Regions from separate parts of the Homo sapiens genome. Here region 1 is linked to region 2. A link is a contact called in ENCODE Hi-C or POLR2A ChIA-PET data. All regions are on one chromosome and are shown on one strand. The core of a region is the stretch at or near the end of the contact, and the rest is flanking DNA. Distances in the headings are between cores, read along the strand shown. Region 1 has its middle 150 kb from the start of RUNX1. Region 2 has its middle 36 kb from the start of RUNX1.

Region 1 (6,502 bases), core at 866-3,365, 110 kb after region 2:
ACGGAATAATAACTGGCTTGCATAATTTGGATATCTGTCCCCTCTAAGCCTCATGTTGAAATTTGATCCCTGTTGTTAGATGTGGGGTCTAGTAGGAGGTGTTTGGGTTATGGAGGTGGGTCCCTCATGAATGGCTTGGTGCTGTCCTTGCAGTAGTGAGTGAGTGTTCACTCTATTTGTTCCCTCAAGAGTTCACCCCCTAGCCGGTTGTTAAAAGACCTTGGCACCTCCCTCCCCTCTCTCTTGCTTCTTCTCTCACCATGTGACTTGCACAAGCCTGCTCCTCTTCACCTTCCCCAGTGAGTGGAAGATTCCTGAAGCTCTTATCAGAAGTAGATGTTGGTGTCATGCTTCTTGTACAGCCTGCAGAACTGTAAAACAAATAAACCTCTTTTCCTTATAAATTATGCAGCCTCCGTAAGTATTCGAGGAGAGCTTTCTATGTGCTCAGCGCTCTTCCAGCTGCTAGAGATACAGCAGAAAACAAGATACGAGAAGTCCAACTTAGCAGAGATCACATTCCAGGGTGCCAAGTATCCTGACAACATAAAAGTCAGCACATAAATGAACAAAAGGACTTCTGACAGGGCTAAGTCATTCAATTAATTTTAGAAATATTTATTGAACTCCTGTGTAAGGGTCAGATACTCTTCTGGGTCCAGAGCGTAGAGAAAGTAACAAAACAAATATCCCTTCCAACATGGAACATACAGATGAAATTCAAAAGGGGCTGGACAATGGTAGAGAGTGACTTGGTATAGGAGCTACATTCAATAGTACGGCCAGCTAGGGCTTCTTTAGGAGACACTGTTTGTGTTCAAGTTTGAATGATAAAATCAGCAAAGCACAGAGCTGGGATTGAGAGGGTGGAATATTCCAAGATAGGGAAAGATGATGAGCTTGGTGTACACTGTACAGTAAATATAGCAGTCCTGAGACTGCTAGCCTGATGAACACCTACTTGCAAGGTTGGTCCCTGGTTCACATCTGAAAATTGGGATTTCAGTAATGTTTCCACCACTAGAGAGTGGCTTAATTAATTGATAAGCTTTAACTAATTGATAAAGTTGGTTTACCATACCTGAAGTGTTTATAAACACAATGGGACTTATGCTGAACACCTGCTTTTCTTGGAGAGTCTGGAATGTTGGTGTGTGTTAGGGGAAGAGTGCCTATGTGATAAGCCCCAAATAAAAACTCTGGATACTGAATCTCTAACAAGCTTCCCTGGTAGACAACATGTGTCACAATTCAATGCTAAAGGAATTAAGCATGTCCTGTACGACTGCGCTGGGAGAGAGGACTCATAGAAGCTGGTTTCTTGTTTCCTCTGGACTTGAACTCATGTGCCTTTTCACTTTGATCATCTCCTTTGGTATCTTTTCATTATAATACACTGTAGCTGTGAATATGACCATATGCTGAGTCCTGTAAGTCTTTCTAGTGAGTCATTGAATCTGAGAATGGCTGTGGGGATCCCTAACACATCGTGCATACTTACTTCGTGTAATTCATGTCATATATTTGAAGAAAGGGGTTAGTATGAACAAAAGAGTTGGGTTTAGTGCTAAAGACAGACAAAAACAAGGGATGTGTTTTGCAGGAAAGACCAGCTTAAGAGAATCAACACCAATAAGGCTGCATGGTAATAAAACCTTTGGCAGGTTTCATTCAACTGCTTTGACTCTTTTTTGGTCCTTTTATGGTTTTCTCATCATACCATTCTTTCTAAGTAACTCCAAGACTTTAGGCATTTAAGTTATTCCTGGATATTGGCCTAAGCCTTTATCTTCTTAAAATGGTTCTTCCACGTTTACAACCATTACAATTCACCAAACATAAATTAACTGTCTTTGAGACTCCTCAAGATTACATTACTCCATCATTCAATGAATAGTTATTGAGTACAGATATTTTATTGCAACCCTAAGTACTAAGGTAGCCATTGCTGATTCAAAGATGACTAAGACAAATCCATCTCTATTCTCAAGGAACTTGCTCAAGGGAAGAAAAGTGCCAAAGAAAAACAGGCAAAAGGGCTTTGTTCGGATGGCAGTTTTGCAATTGCATATAAGTTTTCAGGGCCTTCTGGCCATCCAAAGCCACATGTCCTATGCCACAGCCATGCTCCCAACAGGTGAACATAGAAAACTGTAGGTGAGTCAGCATATGGAAAATGCAGGGGATTCCTGAAATAGTACTGAGTCATTAATCACTGATATCCTGGCTCAGTTCACGAAGCAACTGGGAGTAAATAAGCAAAGAAAGTGAACTAATGCTTAGAAGATGGAAATACCCCTGGGGACATTTGTTGAGTCAGTATAAGAACGTGGAAAACTTCAACAGTCATAGATTCAAATGGAATGAAATAAGAGGAGAAGAACATTCCCCAACAGCTTGATCTCTCATCAAAAATTGCTGGCAAGCACCACTCTTCTGAATTCTCTACTTTGGGAATTGGAGGAAGGAAGAAAAGAAAGGAATAAAATGTTGTTCTGATCTCAGCGGATTCTAAATTTATGTGATGTGACAACACATAGTACACAAACACATAGCTAGTGTTTGATGTGTGATGTTGAATTGACTTATACAAGGCAAATTATAATACAAAGGAAAAATAACATAGAAGAAAACAACCTGGAGAAACTGATGGGAGGGAAGATAGGCTTTGGAAGGGGTAAATTAATTAACTCAAAATAAGATAGTTTAAAAAAACAAACAAACTACAAATGGGGATTCATATGTACGGGTTGTTTCAAAATATTGAGTCTTGCCAAAGTTGCCTTGAGAGAAAAGTGAAAGTGACACTAGATATTGATATGTTTGGTTTAGTGGTACTTCCCACTAAATTTGGAGCTTCTCAAATATTATAAAGTGAATTTCTGATAGCCAGTTGCTTCACTGATTTCCATTGCAAAATCAAGGATGTGTTTTTTTCTTTTTTTAGGAAACAAAGATTTCACTTACATGTAAAAGATATATTTAAGAACATAGTAAACTTCTAAAAGCACAGCTTAAAGAAAAAGAACCACCCACAACAAAACACTTTTTTCAAAATATCAACAGTCATAGAACACACACACACACACACACACACACACACACACATATGTATCATACAAATGTTGAATTGGTTTACAGTTGTTTGTACATTTCAGCTAAAGACCTAAATGTAGAAAATTGACCAAGTCATTTCATGAAACTCAGTGACCTTCATGTTCAGCATGGTACTTTCCCATTTTTTCTACTTTCTTCACTTAAGAACTTATTCCTACATATCTCTTTTAGCACATGTACACATTTCAGCATCCCTGATGTGAAGAGAGAGGGTCGAACACCCCAAGGACTGTGAAACTAACAATCATTGACTGCATCCTCCTATTCAGTATTGTGCTAAGCACTAGACGGTCTGATGACATTTAATTCATAAATGCAGTGCACAATGGGTGTTCTTATTCTCATGTTACAGTAAAGGCTGAAATGTCCATACTCTCTTTTGCTCCAAACAACAGGCTCTGAGAAGGCTCATCCACCGATAATGCCACATGCAAGGCTCGTCCCATCAGCATTTGCCAGTCCAGTCCAGGGCGGGCTGCCAGGCCTGCCATTGTCTAGGGCTATTGGATCTCAGTGTTTGGGAGGACGCTTCATCCAGCCACACCAAATGCATGACTTTGAGGGACACCACCCCTCTTCAAAAACTGGAAGCAACTCAGCAACCTAACCAGCAATTTCACACAAACCAGGTCAGGGAGATGATAGCTTGTCCATGGGTTTACTTATGAAAGCTGCTCAGCAAATTTATTGTAGCTGGGTAGTAATGCAGGTTTGGTGACTCTTCAATGCCACATCTGCCCCTAAAGGAGTTCCAGGAATTCTGATGGAAATTCACTGAGTTTTACTTCTGTGCACATTCTGTCACCCAGGCTGGAGTGCAGTGATGAAATCAAAGCTTACTGTAGCCTCAACTTCCGAGGTTCAAGCAATCATCCTGGCTCAACCTTCTGAGTAGTTGGGACTATAGGTGCATGCCACTATGCCAAAATAATTTTTTAATTTTTTTGCAGATATGGGGTCTCACTGTGTTGCCCAGATTGGAGTGCAGTGCCACGATCATAGCTCACTGCAGCACTGACCTCCAGGGCTCAAGCAATCCTTTTGCCTCAGCTTCTGAGTAGCTGGGACTACAGCTGTGCACCACCATGCCTTCTAACATTTTTAATATTTTTTGTAGAGGTGGGGTCTAATTATGTTGCCCAGATTCATCTCAAACTTCTGGGTTTAAGCGATCCTCCTGCCTCAGCCTCCCCAAGGGCTGGGATTACAGATTTGAACCACCATACCCAGCCCTTTACAGGTTCTTTAGCTTCTCCTGTGGATGCCAGTCCACAGGGACAGAATGCAGTACTCAAAGCTGAGAAGACAAGTTTTGCGCTTGCACAGGATTCCCCGTTAAAGCAAATAACAATAATGTGAAGTGAAATGCTGTCTTTCAAAAAGTTATTTGCTCTTCACAGATTTTTTTTTCAGTGAATCCTTCCCATTTCTTTTACATAAGACATTTCCCAAGTCTCATCACCTTTCTTAGGCCACAGGTAATTCAGAAAGCTATAGATTTAATAATTAATAGGATTCTACCAGACCATTTCTTTCCTTACATTTTCAATCAATCAGTCATTAGCTATTGAGCATCTATGATATCTTTCACCCTCCTTGGAATAAAAGCATTATTTTTTAAAAGTTTTCTTGGCTTCACTGACGCATGTTCCTATCCTTTCTCCATGAATAACACTTGTTTGCTCAAGCCAGACACCTGAGGGAATCCTACCTGCCCACTCTCCCTATGTCCCCTCCAATCTGCCATCCAGTTCTGCCAGCTGTTCCCAGTTCTCTCACTCTCTGGGTCTGGCCCTCATGCAGCTAGCTCAAATCATTGAAAGGACTCCATGACGGTCCACCGTGAACAATGCCTCTAGAACAGGAAAATATGATCACATCTTCCCTTGCTTAGGATTTTTCAAGTTTCTTCTGACCAAAGAATGAGCTCACCTTTCTTGCCTGCCGGAGGAGGCTATGCAGTCATTTATTCAGTTCAACCTGTTTTTATTGAGCACTTACTGTGTGCCAGGCATTGATTTAGGTGCTAAGGAAATAGCAGTGAACAGAATCCCTGTTCTGGTAGAGCTTCCATTCTACTGAGAGGAGACAGATAATAAACAAAATAACTCATGCATGTGTGTGTGTTTGTATGACATGCACACACATGTATATGTACATTTGTATACATACATGTATATTTATACTTATTTTTAGAAGGTGACTTGTGTACAAGGTGACAAAGAAAAACAAAGCAGGGCAGGATTCTAGGGAATGCTGGAGGAGGGGTTCATTTTACATAGGGTAGTCAGGGAAGAAATCAGTAAGAAAGTGACATTCTGACAAAGATGTGAGTTAGTCCCTGCTTGTTTGTGCAACATCTTTTTTTACCGCCTCTCTGCCTTGCATATTCTGTTTCACAATATTGAACTCTTAGCTGTCTCAAACCTACCAGTCCTTCAGCCTCCAGGCCTCTGCACGCATGGTTGATTGGCCCCAGGTTGCCTGTTCTCTGCAAAGGTGGACTCTTAGTTGTCTTTTTTGTCTCTGCCCCTCTTCTCTTCCTGGGATTCTCTAGGCAGGCTCAAGACCCTCCCTCTGGGCTTTGACTTTGCCTGGAACAAACCTGCTAGAGTGACTATCAACTCATATCATAGTTCTTCTCTTTCCCTCTCTAAATACCTATATGCAGACATAGACATGTCCATATGTAACATATAACACATGTTATTCACTGAGTTTTTACTGGGGTAAGTATATTTTTAAAATACATGTGTATATGTTCTGTATTCTCCATTACTTTTTGAAACAACCTAATAAGGTAGAATTATCCCCATTTCACAAGTGAGAAAATTCACTTACCCAATCCCTTTCCACTAATGGGGCTGGGCTTGAGCTGAAAGTTATCTGACACCACAGCCTTGGTCTGCCCACAATGCCCATAGCTTTCTCCCCAGAGCCTAAGCTCCCTTAGAGTACATTCTATAGCTTTGAGTTTTTGTGTCTTGCACCTAGCACAGTGTTCAGTACAGAGTAATTGCTCCCTAAATATTTATTGAACAAATACATTTTAATACTATTCATTCATTCATTATTAATGATGTGCAAAATTTCTATGTCTAGCTTCCTAAGTGTGTCTCCATAGGCCCAATCTTTCAATAGCAATAATAGCAATATTTTCATAGCACTTACCATGTACCAGGTACTGTTATAAGTACAAATATCAACTTTTTTGATCCTCACAACCCAATGAGGTAGGTACCACTTTTTTCTCCATTTTACAGAGGGAAAAACCAAGGCTTCAAGTAGTTAGTTCAATTTTTGAAGCTCACACAGCTAGCAAGTGACAGAACTGGGGTTTGAACTCAGGTGTCTTGGCTCCAGAGAGCCTCTGTTCCCCAAGACT
Region 2 (6,324 bases), core at 2,151-4,650:
GTCTTTCATTGAGAAGATGAAAATTGGAATGAATTGTAATTGAATGTTATTCAACCTTTCCATATTAAAGTGAACATGAGATCAAATTGTCGTTTTTCCCAAACTTTATGTCATTTTGTATTAGATTACTTTCCTCATGCCAGGACCTAGAGCTCATATGAATCCAAAATGGAAGGAATCTTTAAATTTTGCCAAGTCTATAATGTGAAGAAAAAAGAAAAAGACCTAAGTGAGGTGTATGTGAACGTGAATGAAAACTCCAGCTTTGCCTTGGCATCAGGTTGAAATGAGCTCAGCCCACACTTGGCATTTGGGCTGCTCATGTCCTGAACTACACCTCCCAATTCTGTGAATTCTACCAAACCAGAAACATGATTTGCCAGATGCTTCCCCCACTCACTCCCAATGTGTGTTCTTTGTATGAAATGGAATCCATATGTTTCTTACGCATTTACACTTAAATCATCAAGATGTTACTCAGTGATGCCTCTGTGATTTATAGATCTTTCAGTCTTTTTTTATTTGAAAAAGGAAAATCATATTTTGTAAAGTGTAGACTTGAAACCACAAATTTGTACAATGAAGAAAAATATACATCTGCTGTTTTCTTTCTTTTTGCTTCCAAGCTTCAAAGGGGGTATTGCCAACTTGCAAACACATGACTTACCAGAAGCATCTACACCAGCCGTGTGGGCCTGAGTCTCCAGCTCTGTCTTATTACTGCCATTGTCCCATGTCATGGGAGATGTGTGTGTGTATTAGTTTGTTTTCACTCTGCTATGAAGAAATAACCAAGACTGGGTAATTTATAAAGGAACGAGGTTTAATTGACTCAGTTCTGCATGGCTGGGGAGGCCTCAGGAGACTTACAATAATGGTGGAAGGGGAGCAAATACGTCCTTCTTCACAAGGTAGCAGGAGAAAGAAATGCAGAGCAAAGGGGAGGAAAACCCCTTATAAAACCATCAGACCTCGTGAGACTCACTCACTATCACAAGAACAGTATGGGGGAACTGCCCCCATGATCCAATCGCCTCCCACAAGGTCCCTTCCCCAACACGTGGGCACTACAATTCGTATTAAAATTCAAGATGAATCTGGGAATTGGGGCTCATGCCTGTAATCCCAGCACTTTGGGAGGCTGAGGCAGGTATATCACCTGAGGTCAGGAGTTTGAGACCAGCCTGGCCAACATGGCCAAACCCCGTTTCTACTAAAAATACAAAAATTAGCTCAGCATGGTGGTGCATGTCTGTGGTCCCAGCTATCTGGGAGGCTGAGGCACAAGAGTAGCTTGAACCTGGGAGGTGGATGTTGCAGTATGCCGAGATGGCTCCAGCCTGGGCAACAGAGTGAGACTCTGCTCAAAAAAAAAAAAAAAAAAAAAAATTCAAGATGAGATTTGGGTGGGGACACAGAGCCAGACCATATCAGTGTGTGTGTGTTGGGGAGAGCAGGATAGAGAAAGGGAGAGGAAAAGGAAGAAATTGATAAGAAGGAGGAAAAGGAGGGAAGATAGTAACAATGTTTCCAAGTAACAATGGAAAGTGGAAGAGAAGAATTAAAAATTTTGGAACGTGTAGAAAATTGATATATTCAAAGGTAGAGGAAAAGAAAACATCCTTGTCAGGAACAGCATAAGGTGGCCAAGTATTTAATCACCCACTCATTAGAAAGATATTTGCATAGTGACATCTACGTACTAGAGTGTGGCACAATAAAGATGGATGCAAATTATCTGACAGTCTTTTGATGGTTGTCTGCTGTGGTTTGGAAATGTTTCCCCTCAAACCTCATGCTGAAATTCAATCTCCAGTGTTGGATGCAGTGGGGTCTAATAGGAGACGTTTGCATCATGAGGGCATATCCTTCAGGAATAGATTAATACCCTCTTTCTTCAGGGGTGAGTGAGTCCTCACTTCATTAGTTCCCTCAAGAGCTGGTTGTAAAAAGAACCTGATGCCTCCCCACCATTCTTCTTCTCTTGCCATGTGATCTCTGCACACAACTGCTCTCCTTCACCTTGACCCATGACTGGAAGAAGCCTGAGGCCCTCACCAGTTGCAGATGCCCGATCTTGAACTTTCCAGCCAGCCAGAATTGTGACCCAAATAAACCCTTTTTCTTGATAAATTATCCAGCCTCAGGTATACCTTTATAGCAACACAAAATGCACTAAGACACTATACTATTTCTCTTCCACTTGAATCTTAGCTGGCCTGGGGCTACTTTGACCAATGGAGTTTGGTGAACGTGATGCTATGCCATTCTGGACTTAGTCTTTAAGAGGACTGGTACCTTTTGCTTGGGCTTTGGCCTCTGAATCAGGCTGTCATGCTGAGGCCATGTGTAGGCCTAGTCAACAAGCCCATCTATGCTCCCAGATGACGGCGTCAGCTGCCAGCTTTGTGAGTGCGCCATATTGGATGTCCACCCCATTCAAGCCTTAAGATGTAGAGATTGCATTAGCATCTTATTACCCACTTCTCTGAAGCTCAAACATGGCTTTTCTGGAAAATCTTTGTAACATTAGTGATCAGAAGTATTTTGCTTATAGTCTGGATTTCTTAAAATGAAACTTCGGAAGTTTCGTGTCATCATCGGCATGCATAAATGACGTACATTTTTCCAGGCTGTTAGTCTTTTCCTTTTAATGACTCCATGTCCAAGTAACAATCATTCTCTTCTTAGAAACTCTTCTCATTTGCACTAAAGTGATTCTATTCAAGAGAGCTTTGCCAATATATTTTAATATAACCCTTACACTTAATATCTAACTAGTATGTATCTGTCTGTTTACCTGCTTATTCATCCATCTCATGTCTCAAATTTCAAATACATCTCCTATATATATATGTGTGTGTGTGTGTGTATATATATATATATATAAAATACACATATGTACATATTCACACCTCATATTTTAATTTCATAGTTTCTTGAATGGATTAATGGATTCAGTTATTTTTGCCTTTCATTAATTTTTCTGGAAACTAGCTTTGTTTTGTTCTCCAGATTCCTTTTCTTTGACTTTGATATAAATCTAGAGAAAAGTTACCAGTGACTTATTAAATATTGACATCCCCCACCTACATTGATTCCTATACTTTTCTTTCTTCCCGCTAATTTTTGAGGGATAATGATAATGCCTGCCATTTTTTAGTATTAGTATGTGCCAGAATGTAGGCTAATGTCATCACAAAGTTATCTCTTTCAATTCTCCTAACAACCCTTAGAGGCAGATATTATTTTTCTCATTTTACAGTTTGGGAAGCTGAGACTTAGAGAAATTCAGATACTTGCTCAGGGTCACATAGATAAAGTTAGAACCACGATTTGAATCCAGATTTATCTTGTGAGATCATAATATCCTGCCTTCCTGTCTTCTTATGTATACTGACTCACACAAAGGAATTTATTTGGTCATTCATCCAGTCGTCTCAGAAATTCCTCAGTCATCTTCTGTATTGCATAGTTTAGCTAAGCTATATTAGATGAAGGGCCAATAAAAATAAATAAGACATGTTCATGTTCGCAAGGAGCTTTTCTGAGCAAGAATCTGAGCCTTGTTTAATTTTATCAATAAAATGGGATTCTATATATTTCTTGCAATCTTTAATGTATGAATCAGGATAAGCTGTGTTATGATGCAGTAACAAGCAACCTCATGATTTCAATGATTTAAAACAAGGTTAATTTATTGCCCATGCTATTTATCTCCTGAGGCTTAGGAAGGAATTCTGTTCCATGTTGTTCTCATTTTCACCCTAAAATGCAGGACAGTTTAGACCAGTAATGGTCACAGTGGCAGAAGAAAATAACTCTGGGGGTCTCAATGGGGGGCTGATATAGTTTGGATTTGTGTCCCCACCCAAATCTCATGTTGAAATGTAATCCCCAATGCTAGAGGTGGGGGCTGGGTGGGAGGTGATTGGGTCATGGGGGTGGTTTCTCATGAGTGGTTTAGTACCAGTACTATTGTTGCGAGTGAGTTCTCATGAGCTCTGGGTTGTTTAAAAGTGTGTAGTACCTCCCCCCTCTATCTTTCTCCTGCTCTGGCTGTAAGACACACCTGCTGCCCCTCTGCCTTTCACCAAGATTGTAAGTTTCCTGAGGCCTCCCCAGAAGCAGAAGCTGTTATGCTTCCTGTACAGCTTGCAGAACCATGAGCCAATTAAACCTCTTTTCTTTATCAATTACCAAGTCTCAGGTATTTCTTTATAGCAATGAGATAACTGCTAATACAGGCACTTTACTTATACTCACAATGCATTGGCCAGAGCAAGTTGTATCCCACCACAGAGGAGCCAGGATGGGGAATCCTCTAGAAGGTGGAAGTGCCAGAAGAAGGAAGAACCAGAATATCTGGAAACCAGCACTAAGGACTACCATATATATGATAATTTAAGAATTTATAGTCCAATATATGGAAAAACTTTAAAAACAGAAAACATTTTGTGCCTGAAATATTATCAGTGGCATGAAATTCTATGGGGAAATTTGATAATTCTGAGATTTTTTTTCACATTCCTTCTTTCAGGCTATGTTAAAGGGGCAAAAAAGGATATTTACTAGAAAGGTTATTATGAGTCCTTTATTTTTTGCTTTTTCAATCTATCAGACACTGCTTCAGCTAACAGCTCTGAAGGACCAGCCAGAGGTGGACAAAACCTGCTATCAATAACAAAACGAAAAGCTGAGTAGAGTATGCACACATACACACACACACACACACACACACACACACACAATCTGAGTAAAGACTCACTAAAATGGACTAGATTTGAGGGTTCAGTATCTTAAAGAGAAAGCCTGCTCATTGAGGGAAAGAGAAACCTGCCATTCTATGCTGATTTTCCCCTAAGGCTTTTTCCTGTCCATATCCTGGGCAAAGAGGCTGAGCAAGTGAGTCAGGAATAACTCAGTGGCAAAGAGGAAGAGACTCTGAGCAGAGCTTTTGTGAGTCTCGTGGCCCCAGGGAGACAAAAATTGATGTTCAGCCCTGCTAAGGCAACCAGGACTTGAGGGGCCAAAATTCCAAAGGAAAGGGAAGCAGAGAGAAATGAGACCAACACCCTGAGCTGCTTTTCTCGTAAAGTTTTTGGTTGATTATTAAATTGTTCCTGCTGAAAGGTAGATAAACTGAGTAGAAATCAGTTGCTAAGAGGCCAAAAACTTGATGCAGAATTCTTGGATATCTCATGATACTGCAGTGAAAAAAATGTGGTTCAAAGCCTGCCAAAGGAGAAGAGCCTAGTTATTAACCCAGCTGAAACCCGTGAAGTACAGTCAGACCTCCCTAATGGTGGGTTCTGCGTCTATGGATTAAACCAATTTAGGACTGAAAATACTCAGGGGAGAAAAAAAGGTGGTTGTTTGTATTGCATATGTACTGACCTTTTTTTCTTGTCATTATTTCCTAAACAATAGGCTATAACAACTAACTACATAGCATTTACATTGCATTAGAATTTATAAGTAATCTAGAGATGATTATATATATAAGAGGATATGTGTGGGTTATATGAAAACACTATACCATTTTACAAAAGGGACCTGAGCATCTGTGGATTTTGGTATTTGCTTGGGGCCCTAGAACCAATTCTCCGTGGTTACTAAGGGCTGATTGTACTATATTTCAGGAATAAGGGCAAGCCAGAAATTAGATAAAGCCTTGTAAGACTAAAATCCAATTTGAAACCAGCTCAATTTCTGATTGGATTAAGGGATCTGCCTCAAGAAGACAAAGAAAATCCTTTTTGAAATTACATAAAATAATTCAGAAATTTTACATGATTTTTCATAGTGTTTAGGATTTAATAAACAGTACCAGGCATATCAACAAACAAAACCAAGAAAGAAGAAAAAAAATGAAAATTACAATATCTGATTTAACCGTGTCACATATGTGATTACTAGGGGATCACACAGCTGGAGAGCAGATTTGTTGTTTAGAATGTAGGCCAGTAAAAAATTTTCAAGCTGAGGCAGAGAGGAAAGACTTCTATGCAACAAACTATGAAATGCTTTTGTGGGAAAGTAAAAAGAACATAAAAAAGAAAAATAAACACAAGAAAATAAATAAATAATTTCCATGAATTAGAATATTACAAAAATAGTAACTTTCCCTAAATTGAACTTTTGATTCAATGAAGTCTAAATGAGAATCACTACAAGTTTGTATTTTTGTGTGTGGAAATTGAGTAGCTGATATTTAAAAATGTAGGCAGAAATGCAGAGGATCAATAAGAGCCTTGTTTATCTCCAAGAACAAAGTCGGAGGATTTAAATGACCAGATTTGAAGCTGTGATATCAGTACAAAG

What was found. Hi-C counts contacts between places; a loop is a spot of excess contacts on that map. ChIA-PET counts read pairs that join two places held with the same protein, here RNA polymerase II (POLR2A). Pooled maps may share reads with other maps.
Region 1: a loop to region 2 is called in a map of chondrocyte, with 2.4 times the contacts of the local background. The contact joins two enhancer-like sites. A Hi-C loop is called at or near these places in 3 of 168 maps with a recorded cell type or tissue (IMR-90, chondrocyte and heart left ventricle) and 7 of 50 pooled maps. POLR2A ChIA-PET finds 5 or more read pairs at or near these places in 3 of 52 experiments (BJ, IMR-90 and OCI-LY7).

Annotation. Positions count from the first base shown.
Region 1 is chr21:35,195,961-35,202,462 of GRCh38, forward strand. No RefSeq gene overlaps it. Among named protein-coding and RNA genes, the nearest start is that of RUNX1, 150 kb to the left of the region's middle. Within about 2 kb of position 2,116, at least 5 of the 41 ENCODE cell types and tissues checked have a DNase peak (open chromatin) inside an H3K27ac peak, as active enhancers do.
Region 2 is chr21:35,081,676-35,087,999 of GRCh38, forward strand. No RefSeq gene overlaps it. Among named protein-coding and RNA genes, the nearest start is that of RUNX1, 36 kb to the left of the region's middle. Within about 2 kb of position 3,401, at least 3 of the 41 ENCODE cell types and tissues checked have a DNase peak (open chromatin) inside an H3K27ac peak, as active enhancers do.